Linked DNA regions of Homo sapiens: region 1 is linked to region 2. Evidence: chromatin contacts called from ENCODE Hi-C or POLR2A ChIA-PET data. All regions are on one chromosome and are shown on one strand. Each heading gives the region's core, a stretch centred on a gene start or an enhancer-like site at or near the end of the contact. The rest is flanking DNA. Distances are from core to core; before and after follow the strand shown. Region 1 overlaps MALT1 (MALT1 paracaspase). Region 2 overlaps MALT1 (MALT1 paracaspase).

What was found. Hi-C counts contacts between places; a loop is a spot of excess contacts on that map. ChIA-PET counts read pairs that join two places held with the same protein, here RNA polymerase II (POLR2A). Pooled maps may share reads with other maps.
Region 1: a map of endothelial cell of hepatic sinusoid shows a loop between it and region 2 (2.7-fold over the local background). The contact joins two enhancer-like sites. A Hi-C loop is called at or near these places in 5 of 168 maps with a recorded cell type or tissue (CD4-positive, alpha-beta T cell, GM12878, endothelial cell of hepatic sinusoid and 2 more), 6 of 37 single-sample maps with no recorded cell type and 13 of 50 pooled maps. POLR2A ChIA-PET finds 5 or more read pairs at or near these places in 15 of 52 experiments (A673, CD4-positive, alpha-beta T cell, GM10248 and 11 more).

The regions. Positions count from the first base shown.
Region 1 is chr18:58,752,185-58,757,871 of GRCh38, reverse strand. MALT1 (MALT1 paracaspase) reads right to left here. Exons shown (of 17, transcript NM_006785.4): 17 at 3,395-5,687. The region is part of intron 1 of LOC105372146 (a long non-coding RNA gene); the gene reads left to right. Among named protein-coding and RNA genes, the nearest start is that of LINC01926, 59 kb to the left of the region's middle. Within about 2 kb of position 3,176, at least 7 of the 41 ENCODE cell types and tissues checked have a DNase peak (open chromatin) inside an H3K27ac peak, as active enhancers do.
Region 2 is chr18:58,690,458-58,696,170 of GRCh38, reverse strand. The region is part of intron 2 of MALT1 (MALT1 paracaspase); the gene reads right to left. All of the region lies in intron 2 of LOC105372146 (a long non-coding RNA gene), which reads left to right. It also overlaps the pseudogene MRPL37P1. Among named protein-coding and RNA genes, the nearest start is that of MALT1-AS1, 21 kb to the right of the region's middle. Within about 2 kb of position 3,195, at least 3 of the 41 ENCODE cell types and tissues checked have a DNase peak (open chromatin) inside an H3K27ac peak, as active enhancers do.

The sequences.
Region 1 (5,687 bases), core at 1,927-4,426, 62 kb before region 2:
GATGGAGTCACTCTGGTTCAAATGCCTCTGACAAAGTGAGGAAGGCATTCCAGGCAGTCAACAGCAGGCATGATACTCCAGAGTGAGAGAAACTCAAGTGTCCTGGGGTGCAGTCATGATTAACCTTCAACAAGGAGAGGTTTGGCCCTTATCCCCAGCTCCCAGGAGGCAACCTCTAAGCCCTTGGAATTGCCTCCCTGATAAGAGTGCGTTTATTTACCTGGGGGCCTTGGGCCCCACCAGATAGTCTCTGCTAACAATGTGACCTATGGGGGGCCCTTGGACCAAGTGGTATCAGCTTGACCTCTGCAGGGGCTGGAAACCAGGATCAGCCAACTGGGCGGCCAGCCATGTCTGGGTGACCAGCCCCTAGTAGAAACCTTGGACACCAATGCTCAGGTGAGCGGCCCTAGCTGGCAGCACTTTGTGTGTTTCGGCACGCATCGTTGCTGGGAGGAGTAAGCACTGGCCGTGCAACTCCACCAGGGGAGGATGATGGAGGGGGTGCCTGGTCTCTCCTGGCCTCTGTGCACGTGGCTCTTCCCTTGCTGATTGGAGTTTATGCCTTTCACTGTGATAAACCATAACCATGAGTGTTATGGCTTCTCTAAGTTCTGAGTTGTTCTCGTGAATTAATGAACCTGATCTTCCAGTGGAATGGGGTGGGCGGGAACCAGATTGGCTCATGATGGCCTGTGATGTCCTAGAGTAGCCAGGTCAGAGGTGGGCCTTCTCATTCAGGGAAGGTGATGAGCCCAGTCTGGCTGGTGCAATCCGGGGTCATTGTCAGGAGTCATTCATGCCAACACATGGTTTAGTCTCCGTTCTGTGTGCGTTTTTGGGTGAAATGCACACAGAAAGCACTGTTCTCTGTCTCTAGGTGGCTTCCTGTTGAGGGGACCAGGGAGGATGCAGTGAGAGAGATGGCCTGTGAGCTAGTCTCTGAGGTCCCCTTTAGGAATTGGTAAATAACACAGCCCCGAAAGGAGAGGGACTTGGAGAAACCCAATGCTGGCTGGGGTGGCAGACTTGCCCCTGAAGCCTTTGGGTTGGACCCAGCTTTGTGGGCTCATCACCTTCCCTGAATGAGAAGTCCCACCTGTGACCTGGCTATTCTAGGACATCACAGGCCATCACGAGCCAATCTGGTTCCCGCCCACCCCATTCCACTGGAAGATCAGGTTCATTAATTCACGAGAACAACTCAGAACTCAGAGAAGCCATAACACTCATGGTTATGGTTTATCACAGTGAAAGGCATTGACTCCAATCAGCAAGGGAAGAGCCACGTGCACAGAGGCCAGGAGAGACCAGGCACCCCCTCCATCATCCTCCCCTGGTGGAGTTGCACGGCCAGTGCTTACTCCTCCCAGCAACGATGCGTGCCGAAACACACAAAGTGCTGCCAGCTAGGGCCGCTCACCTGAGCATTGGTGTCCATCTCCCCAGGCTTAGCTCCCACGTGCCCTCTGCCCTCTAGTCTCGTCTGTTGCTCTGCCCCTAGTGCTGGCCCCAGAGGTCCCCAGCCTTCCTGCTGAAGTGCCTGGGCTCCTGAGGAATGGAGTCCAAGCTTCCTCACATTCAGCCAGCAGCACTGGCCTGGGGCATGGATCACATACCCTTTGGGGAGCGGGTGAGTCCTCCAGGAGTAGGTCCCGCACTGCCCCACTGTCCTCTCACAGCCCCACTCGGATTATGTATTTGGAGATGGGCTCAGGGAGTCTCAGCTCTAGGCTTACTGGTGACCCCAGGCCCTGTGGCATCTGGTCAGGAAGCTTCTGTGCAGTGTAGGCCAATAGCCAGCCTCCCTTTTAAGTGGCATTTTGAAAGCCAGCTGCTCCCATTGGCTCACCTGAAGACATCCCTTCTCCTGCCTCTCCTCAGCAGGGGCCTGCCTCCAGGGTAGCTCGGCCGAGCAGAGCATCATGGAATGGTCTTCCTTATCCTCCTTCTCGACATCATTTGGTGATGTTCTTTTCAGTCTACAGGCAGAATCAATCCTATCTAATAATGGTTGTGGTCTCCTCAGCCCTCAGCCCTCCACTCTCTGTTGGCCAGTCTAGCTTGGGCCTTGGTGGCCAGTGTTGGTCACGTGCTGCTAACAAGGGGCCAGGACACGAAAATGCCGGAAAAGGTAATTTTGCGAGTCACATCGTGGGTCAGGCCTGGGTGTGAAGTCAGCTTACACAGCTAGAATGGCTCCAAGGCAAGTCTGCGAGCTGAGTAAATGGATTATTGTAGCTACAGCAAACTGTCAGAAAGCACCTCGGGCAGCAGACATTGGCAGGGTCCTGTAAGTGCTGTCCAGGACAGAGAGACTCTTAGCTTGGAAGCATTCAGCCTCACTGGCAAGGCTGGCCAATGAGAGGGACATTTGGCTCATCTTAGCCTGCTGTCATTAACCATCAGGTTCATCTAGACGATCCCCTCCCCGCCCCACCCCGTGTTCCTTTTGTGCTCATAAAGCCTTGGACTATGATGTGGCTTTCTGCACGTATACTTCCAGGAAGAGCGTGTCTTAGCATGCCAGCCCTGTGTACCCCCTATCTGACCTTCCCCCAACAAGCACACTTCTCCCTTGCAGGTGAGAGTGCCACTGCACACCTTGAAACTGTATCCCCCACAAAGCTATAACTGGGCCAGGTGATGCCAAAGTACAAAATCAGGTTTTCAGACACTTAATACCTAGTTAGCAATAACAACTGATTCCAATGGGAAGATACCACATGGTGCTTCGCCTTGTTAATAACACCTGCTAGCAAGCCACATCTTGAATGACAAAGCTGATCTGGGGGCCAAGTTTGGTGCTGTTTGCTCCAGGGGCCCGAACTGCAGGTCAGGACCTGCTCACATGGCCTTTCCCTGTCACCAGCAGCTCACACTGGCTGACAGTGTGGAGTCCAGTGGCCTGGACTCCCTCCAGGCCAGACGCCTCCAGCCCTCACTGTGCAGTCAGGAGGCTTTTCTTCCCCTTTTCTAAGGGCTGCGGTCTCCCAAAGGCGCCCAGCTGGTGTGGGGTACGGCTGTGTGGGGGGAGAATATCAAAGCAAACAGCGGGGTTTAACGCAGACCAAAGCTTACTTGGAAAGGCAATGTGGAAAACAGTGGGGAACCCCAAGGCTGCCGCTCCAACAAGGGGCTACTCTGACGTTTGAAAACCACTAGACAAAGATGTGAGGTCAACTGTCTGACCAGGAGATTGGGAAGGAAACAAAGCCGCTTACCCAAGTTGGAGCATAACATAAAGGATGCTGAGGTTAGATGGCAATGTAGGAACCCACATCTGGCAAGAATAGATGTGTATGTTATAAACACAGACTATAAAAACTGTCAGCCTTTGAGGGAGTCACTGTCTTTGTAATGTAGAAATAACCAGTCTGTACAGACTTGGAAGTGGTAAAGCTAAAGCTTAGGAAAATATTTTTAAAATATTAACAATTTCCCTAGCAGAACAGCCTGCTGTATTGAGCATAATGTAGCAACATTAACTTCAGGTCAAATCCTTTGGAAATGTTTTCAATGTGACCTAAAAGTATATTTAGAGATGTACTTCTGCTCCTATAATGTTTCAATATTTTAAAAGTGTTTTTCATGGAAGAATGAAATATTAAGACACTGTTGTGTACTTTTCCCGTTACGGTATAAGCAGCAGCAGTACTGTGGACAAAACACCCGGCTCTGGTCTGGGTCTGAATCATCCTGGCTCTGCCCTTACTAGCTGGGTTATCCTGGAGGGTATAGTAACACCTCTGGTTAGCCTAACAATCAGTTCATCTATAAACTGCAAGGCTGTTTTAAATAAGACTGTGTGTAAAATGTTTAAACCTAGCACACAGAAAGGCATTCTATCTGCTACCCTGGTGCCTAATTAGCAACTTATTAATGTAGAAATACTCATCCAATCATTTTTAGTATCTAAAATGCTATTTATCAACTAAACTCAAGCATGAAAAAAAGTGGGAATTACTTCAGATTTAGAGGCAGAATCAGCTTTACTAATTTTGTAACAGAATAAGCACTCTGTAATGACACTGTACTTTTAAACTGAAGACTCCTTACGAAAAGTTAAAAATGTGTTCTTAAATGTATTGAAGCTGAGCATATTTACATTACACAATTGTGCATATCTGTATTTTAAAATTATACAGTCATTGTTCACTGTGTAAAATCTGCAAGACACAGGTAAACAAGCAAAGAAAAATTATCCCACCAGAGATAAATGCTGTTAATCTTTTAGTAAATCACCTTTAGAGCTGTTTTGCGGGATAGATACATAACACAAACTGGTGGCATTAAATCTGCATGCTTTTTGAAAAGTGATTCTGGAGTGAACAAAAATTGCAACTTTAGAAGATATACACTGCCGGCCGGGCATGGTGACTCACGCCTGTAATCCCAGCACTTTGGGAGGCCGAGGCAGGCAGATCACTTGAGGTCAGGAGTTTGAGACCAGCCTGGCCAACATGGTGAAACCCTGTTTATTTTAGTAGATACTACTAAAACTACAAAAATTAGCTGGGCGTGGTGGTGTGTGCCTGTAATGCCAGCTATGCGGGGGGCTGAGGCACGAGAATCGCTTGAACCTGGGAGGCGGAGGTTGCGGCGAACCAAGACGTGCCACTGCACTACAGCCTGGGAGACAGAGTGAGACTCAAAAGACAACAACAAAAAAACAAATAAAAAAAAACACTCTATACTGCCTACAGGTATAGCTTTAAGAATGCCAGATTTAAAGCACAAGGTTGATGGGTTGATGCTTTTCAAAATGCTGGCACTTTAGAGGAATGGTCTTATTTAGTACTGCCAGCTCTGGAAAGTATTATAAGCTCTTTGATGTTACAGCATCATCCCCATTTTACAGATAAGGAAACAGAAGCACAGGCAAGTTAACGCTCTTTGAGCCACGCTATTAGTAAGGGCTGAAACCTGAGGTGTCTCAGACTCCTTCTTCATAAAGCCAAACTTTGATGCTTAAGTATTTTTAATGCTACCAAATTAGAAAAAAAGAGAATATGCACATTTACACATTTTCATATTCTGATTGTACTCTTCTTTACTAATATTTTATTTTTGAGACAGCGTCTTGCCCTGTCGTCCAGGCTGGAGTGCAGTGGCACAATCTCTACTCACCGTAACCTCTGCCTTCTGGGCTCAAGCGATCGTCCCACTTCAGCCTCCTGAGTAGCTGGGACTACAGGTGTGTGCAACTATGCCCAGTTAATTTTTGTTTTTGCTTTTTTTTTTTTTTTTTTTTTGGTAGAGATGGGGTTTCACCATGTTGCCAAGGCTAGTCTCAAACTCCTGGGTTCAAATGATCTGCTTACCGCAGTCTCCCGAAGTGCTGGGATTACAGGTGTGAGCCACCATGCCCAGGGTTTCAGTGTCAAACTCTGAATTTGAATGACAATGTCAAACTGAGAAACAGGATGAAATGCACAAAAGTAATGTGTAAATTGAGTAGCTGACATCAGTTGACAGATAAAAGTAATGACAGTATATAAGCGTCAGGTGAATGTTCAAGGAATAGGAAACAACATTGTCAGGACGTCTGTTTGGAAAAAAACCCTTAAAAGTAAAATTACATACATCAGATTTTATCTAGATATTAAACTGATGCTGCTGAGGCAGGAGGATCACTTGAAGACAGGTGTTTGAGACCAGCATGGGCAACAAAATGAGATCCCACT
Region 2 (5,713 bases), core at 1,946-4,445:
AACTTACTTGCAGAAGACTTTGATCTATTGTACTTCCCCATGATTGGGTGGGGGAGAAAATTATTTACCATATTTCTTCAATTTCTAGAAGCTTTTTTCCCCCATATTCTAACACTTCTGAAATCAGGATGCACCTTATAACAGATGCCTGTCAGGCACAGCCACAGGGTAGTTCTCAGTGTTAGCTCATGGAAATGTTTGGTCATAAATGCTCATATGGCTGCCACTTCAGTCAAGTTACGTGCACTGTTAGTAACAGACGTGTTAAGTTGCAATGTCTGCTATTGTCTGAATATGTGCCCCCAAATTCATGTGCTGGAAACTGAATCCCCAATGTAACAATGTTGGGAGGTAGGGCCTAGCGGGAGGCTCTACCCTCACGAATGAATTAATGCCGCTGTAATAACGGGGTTTGCAGGTAGGTTCTCTCTCTTTTGCCATGTGAGGACACAGCAAGAAAACCTTCATCAGAAGCTGGTTCTTTGATCACGGACTTCCCAGGCTCCAAAACTGTGAGAAATAAATGTCTGTTCTTTAAAAATTACCCAGTCTGTGGTACTGTATTATGGAAGCATGCAATGGACAAAGACAACACCATTGAAAACGTCTTCAAATGACTGCATTATTATTTAGTATTGAAATGAAAATGATTTTGGAAGAGAAAGACACAGAAACAGAGCAGTGAGATATATATTTGATATACCTGTGACACAAACATTCCTCATTTGAGGAATAACTGCCAACATCTAAGCTTGGAAGACTTTTGACAGGAATTTGGAAGAAAATCCTAGTCAATAATGGAACACCCCCAACTCCTTCTCTTGCCTCTCTCTCACTCACTCGCCCCAGGGAAGCACATGACTGTGGCAGGAGGCCATTCAGGTAGCCCTGCAGAGAGGCTCAAGTGGTAAGAGTATTAGTCTGTTTCACACTCCTGATAAAGGCATACCCACGACTGGGCAATTTACAAAAGAAAGAGGTTTAATAGACTTACAGTTCTACGTGGCTAGGGAGGACTCACAATCATGGTGGAAGGTGAAAGGCATGTCTCACATGGCGGCAGACAAACGAGAAGAAGGTGCGGGCAGGGAACCTCCCCTTTATAAAACCATCAGATCTCATAAGACTTATTCACTATCACAAGAACAGCAGAGAAAGACCTGCCCCCATGATTCAATTACCTCCCACCAGGTCCCTCCCACAACACATGGGAATTCAAGATAAGATTTGGGTGGGAATACAGCCAAACCATATCTCTACAGAAAGAAACAGATCTCCCGCCACAGCCAGTGAGGAAATGAGGTCTCTTGACAACACCTGTGAGAGAGCCATCTGAGAAGATCCTCCAACCCTGGGGAAACCTTCAGATGACTGCAGACCTGGCTGACAGTCTGACTGCTGCCTCACGAGAGACCCTCAGCCAGGACTACCCAGCTAAGCCACTTCTGGACTACTAGCCTCAGAAACTGTGTGAGATAATAAACAGTTGTTGTTTTTCACTTCTGACTTGGGGGTAATTTATTAATGCAGCAATAGATAACTGACATAAAAGAAACCAAAGCTAGAAAAGCTTACATTTGCAAAAGTTGTAATTAATAAAACTGGGTTAGCTGGCTTTTAGGAAGTAAAGAAAAAGATAATTAAAACTTATAAAACTTAATTTCCTGCACCTACTTTTATTTTCTTTCCTTGTCTATACTGAATGTGACCTCATAACAGTGTCTTTTTCTTCTACCACCCACCAATGCAAAGAAACAAAACAAGATTACAAGTAAAAAGGAAACAGTGTAAATAACAGTAATCTTAATACATCAAAGGTACTAAACTTTCTAGGAAAAAAAATAATGTTCATGAAAGTCACAGCACAAAGATACTAAATAAAAGCAAAATTAAAAATGAGTAAATATTTATTGTATACCTAGCACATTTGAGGGCCTCGAGAAGCCCTAGAAAATCTTTAGTAAATATAGTAGAGCCTCTCAGAATTTTAAACTCTTGCCAAGGGAGGACATTCATATTCATTAATCCTTTATGTCGAGGCCAAGTTAGTACAGGACGGATGAAGTTCAGAATTTTTCTGAAATCTGTGATACATGTTGGTAGGAAAGGTGGAAAATGGGATAAGCACTCTTGCTGAAGCCAGCAAATTCATAACACTGTATTTTAATGTCCCCACATTTACCATTCATCTGCCAGGAGAGTTTTACATCACAACTTTAAAATACAAAGATTCTGATTTCCCAAGTTTCGATGTGACAGGAAAAAGTTGCAACAATGACAAAAGAGAACAAGTAATAAATCTAAAAAATATAGGAGTTTTGGCTATCCTGGCTTTAAATTTGAATGTCCTATAGCCACCACCAATTTTATATGTCCCAAATCCCTTCTGACACAAAATCTACTCCTCTGCCAGTCCCCACAGTTTCCCCATCTCAAAGATGGTAAACCAGTCTTACTGCCTACCACCATCCATCTGGTTACTCAGGACAAAAACTTTGCAGTTTCTTAGCATCATTCTTAAGGGCCCTAGGATTTTCAGAATGGTAAATGGGCACTGGCTTCAACGTAAAGTTGTCAGCTGCATTGGCCCCTAACAAGAGTCAGCCAGGCACTGACTTCTCTCTAGCTATCAAAGTTCTAGATGACATCTTCTTCCAATAGAAGGCTGTTTCATCTACACTGAAAAATCTGTTTATTATAGCCATTTTCTTTAATTATCTTAGCTAGATCTTTTATTGCTTTTTTGTTTTGAGACAAGGTCTGTCTCTGTTACCTAGGCTGGAGTGCAGTGTCATGATCTCGCTCACTGCAACCTCCGCCTTCCAGGTGTAAGCAATTCTCCCACCTCAGCCTCCCGAGTGGCTGGGACTACAGGCAGGTGCCACTGTGCCTGGCTAATTTTTTGTATTTTTTGCAAAGACGGGGTTTCACCATGTTGCCCAGGCTGGTATCAAACTCCTAAGCTCAAGCAATCCTCCTGCCCTGGCCTCCCAGAGTGGTGGGATTATAGACACCATGATCAATTACGAGCCACCATGCCTGGCATTAGCTAGATCTTCTGGATGACTTGCTGCAGCTTCTCCACTAGTACTTGCTGCTTCACTTTGCACTTTTATGTTACAGAGACAGCTTATTTCCTTAAACCTCATGAACCAACTTTTCTTCCGCAGCTTCCTCACCTCTCTGTCTTCACAGAAATGAGGCGAGTTAGGGCCTCACTCTGGATTAGGCTTTGGCTTAGGGGCATGCTGTGGCTGGTTTGATCTATCCAGACTACTATAACTTTCTCCATCTCAGCAATAAGGCTGTTTTGCTTTCTTATCATTCGTGTGTTCACTGAAGTAGCATTTTTAATTACCTTCAAGAACTTTTCTTCTGCATTCGCAACTTGGTTAACTGGCACAAGAGGCCTAGCTTTTCAGCCTATCTCAGCTTTTGATATGCCTTCCTCATTAAGTAAAATCAATTCTAGCTTTTGATTTAAAGTGAGAGACATGTGACTCTTCCTTTCACCTGAACACTTAGAGATCACTGTAGGGTTATTAATCAGCCTAATTTCAATATTGTTGTGTGTCACTGTTCTTTCACTTGAACACTTAGAGACGATTGTAGGGTTATTAATCAGCTTAATTTCAATATTGTTGTGTCTCAGGGAATAGGGAGGCCCAAAGAGGGAGTGGGGAGGTGGGAGAGGAAGAGGGACAGGGAGGGAGGGAGGGAGGGAGGGAGAGAGTGAGAGAGAGAGAGAGAGAGAGAGAGAGAGGAATGGCCAGTCGGTGGAGCAGTTGGAATACACATGACATTTATCAATTAAGCTCAACTTCTTATAGTGGCATAATTTGTGGCACCCCAAAACAATTATAATAGTTTTTTTTTCCTTTGCAATGCAAGGGCTCTTTATTGTCAGTGAGACCACCAGGCTAGATGAGCACTGAGGCTCCAGGGGGACCCCAGGCCCTCTTCAGTGGGAGAAGGCAAAGGTGGGTTTCGGGCCTCAGAATGGTCCTTGGCTCACGTAGCACCATGTAAATACAGAGCTAAAAACTTCCTGGATGTCTCCCACTGGAAACCAGTCAGCCCAACGCATTCCACAACCACCCTCTTTTTTTTTTTTTTTTTTTTTTTTTGAGACGGAGTCTCGCTCCGTCGCCCAGACTGGAGTGCAGTGGCGCGATCTTGGCTCACTGCAACCTCTATCTCCCAGGTTCAAGCAATTCTCCTGCCTCCATCTCCTGAGTAGCTGGGATTACAGGCACGTGCCACCATGCCTGGCTAATTTTTTGTTGTTTTTTTTTTTTGAGACGGAGTCTCGCTCTGTCACCCAGGCTGGAGTGCAGTGGCGCAATCTCGGCTCACGGCAAGCTCCGCCTCCCGGGTTCATGCCATTCTCCTGCCTCAGCCTCCTGAGTAGAGTAGCTGGGACTACAGGCGCCCGCCACTACGCCCAGCTAATTTTTTGTATTTTTAGTAAAGACGGGGTTTCACCACGTTAGCCAGGATGGTCTCGATCTCCTGACCTCGTGATCCACCCACCTCAGACTCCCAGTGTTGGGATTACAGGTGCGAGCCACTGGGCCCGGTCCCACCTTCTTTTTTATCACTGGGAGACACCAAAAATGCTGAGAGAGTAGCTGGCATGATTCCACCCAGACCAAACTCTTGCCACACTTGTTAAGAGGCCAGGTCTGTGGTGTTCTACTGTAACACCAGGAAATGGAATGCACGTCCGTCTGTGCATGTACTCTGCACAACCACGGGCTGCTCCGAGATCTTGGTGTCATTGCCACAGAGGAGCTGGGCCTGAGCCAGGGCAATGCCAAAAGCAAACAGGATCATCTTGGCCCACAGCTGATCTGGTTGAAGGCTATGTGGTTGCAAATCGGCTTTCTCCAGGAAGTGCAGGATATGGAGATAGGGGTAAGGATAGCCCTCCCAGAATCCTGTGTCATCTTTCACATCAGAAACATTGCATTCCTGAAGATCAGTAGTGGGGAGAGGGGACAGAAGGCCTCGAGAACATGATTTTTAGTAGCTTCAACCTCTTCTCTGGAGGAGATGGCGGGGGCAGAGGATCCTTGGCACTCAGCCGGCTCCACTAGAACCATGACCCTGAAGAACAGACACAATTCCAGGTGGTGGATAACGTGGAGTTTTGGGCACAAATCTGCCTGGCCAGAGAAGGATGCCTGAGAATCTGAGACTTACACAACTTTATCAGACTGTCCACAATGACCAGACAGCAGGCCTCTCTCCTGGGGCCGTACTCAGTACAGTGCCAGAGACAGGCATGAGAGATCAAATTCAGAAGACGCTCATCTTGGTTCTCTATGTGGTTCCTTGTATCATCAACAAGGCCAAGTACTTTCTCAGGAAGGCATTTTATTAACTTGGCCTCGGTAAGCCAGAGGGCCTGCTTGACACCCCTGAGAAGGCGGCAACGCTGGTGAAAGACATAGCAGGCCTGGTCTTTGTATGGTGGCTGCTCGTGAATGGAGCTTGAGCAGCAGAACTTTGGGTGCTTCGAGCCAGGGTCCCAGGGTCGTGAACGGGGTGAACAGAATTTTGGGTGTTTCTACCCAGGGTCCCAGGGCAGGAAGATCAGCGGTGGCAGCCCGGGCGTGAAGTACATCTCTCTCACAGAGGGGATGGGCTCCGGTCCAGGGATCTCGTACACTCCATCCAGGGGAGGAGGCTCTGGCTTCCACATGGAGTG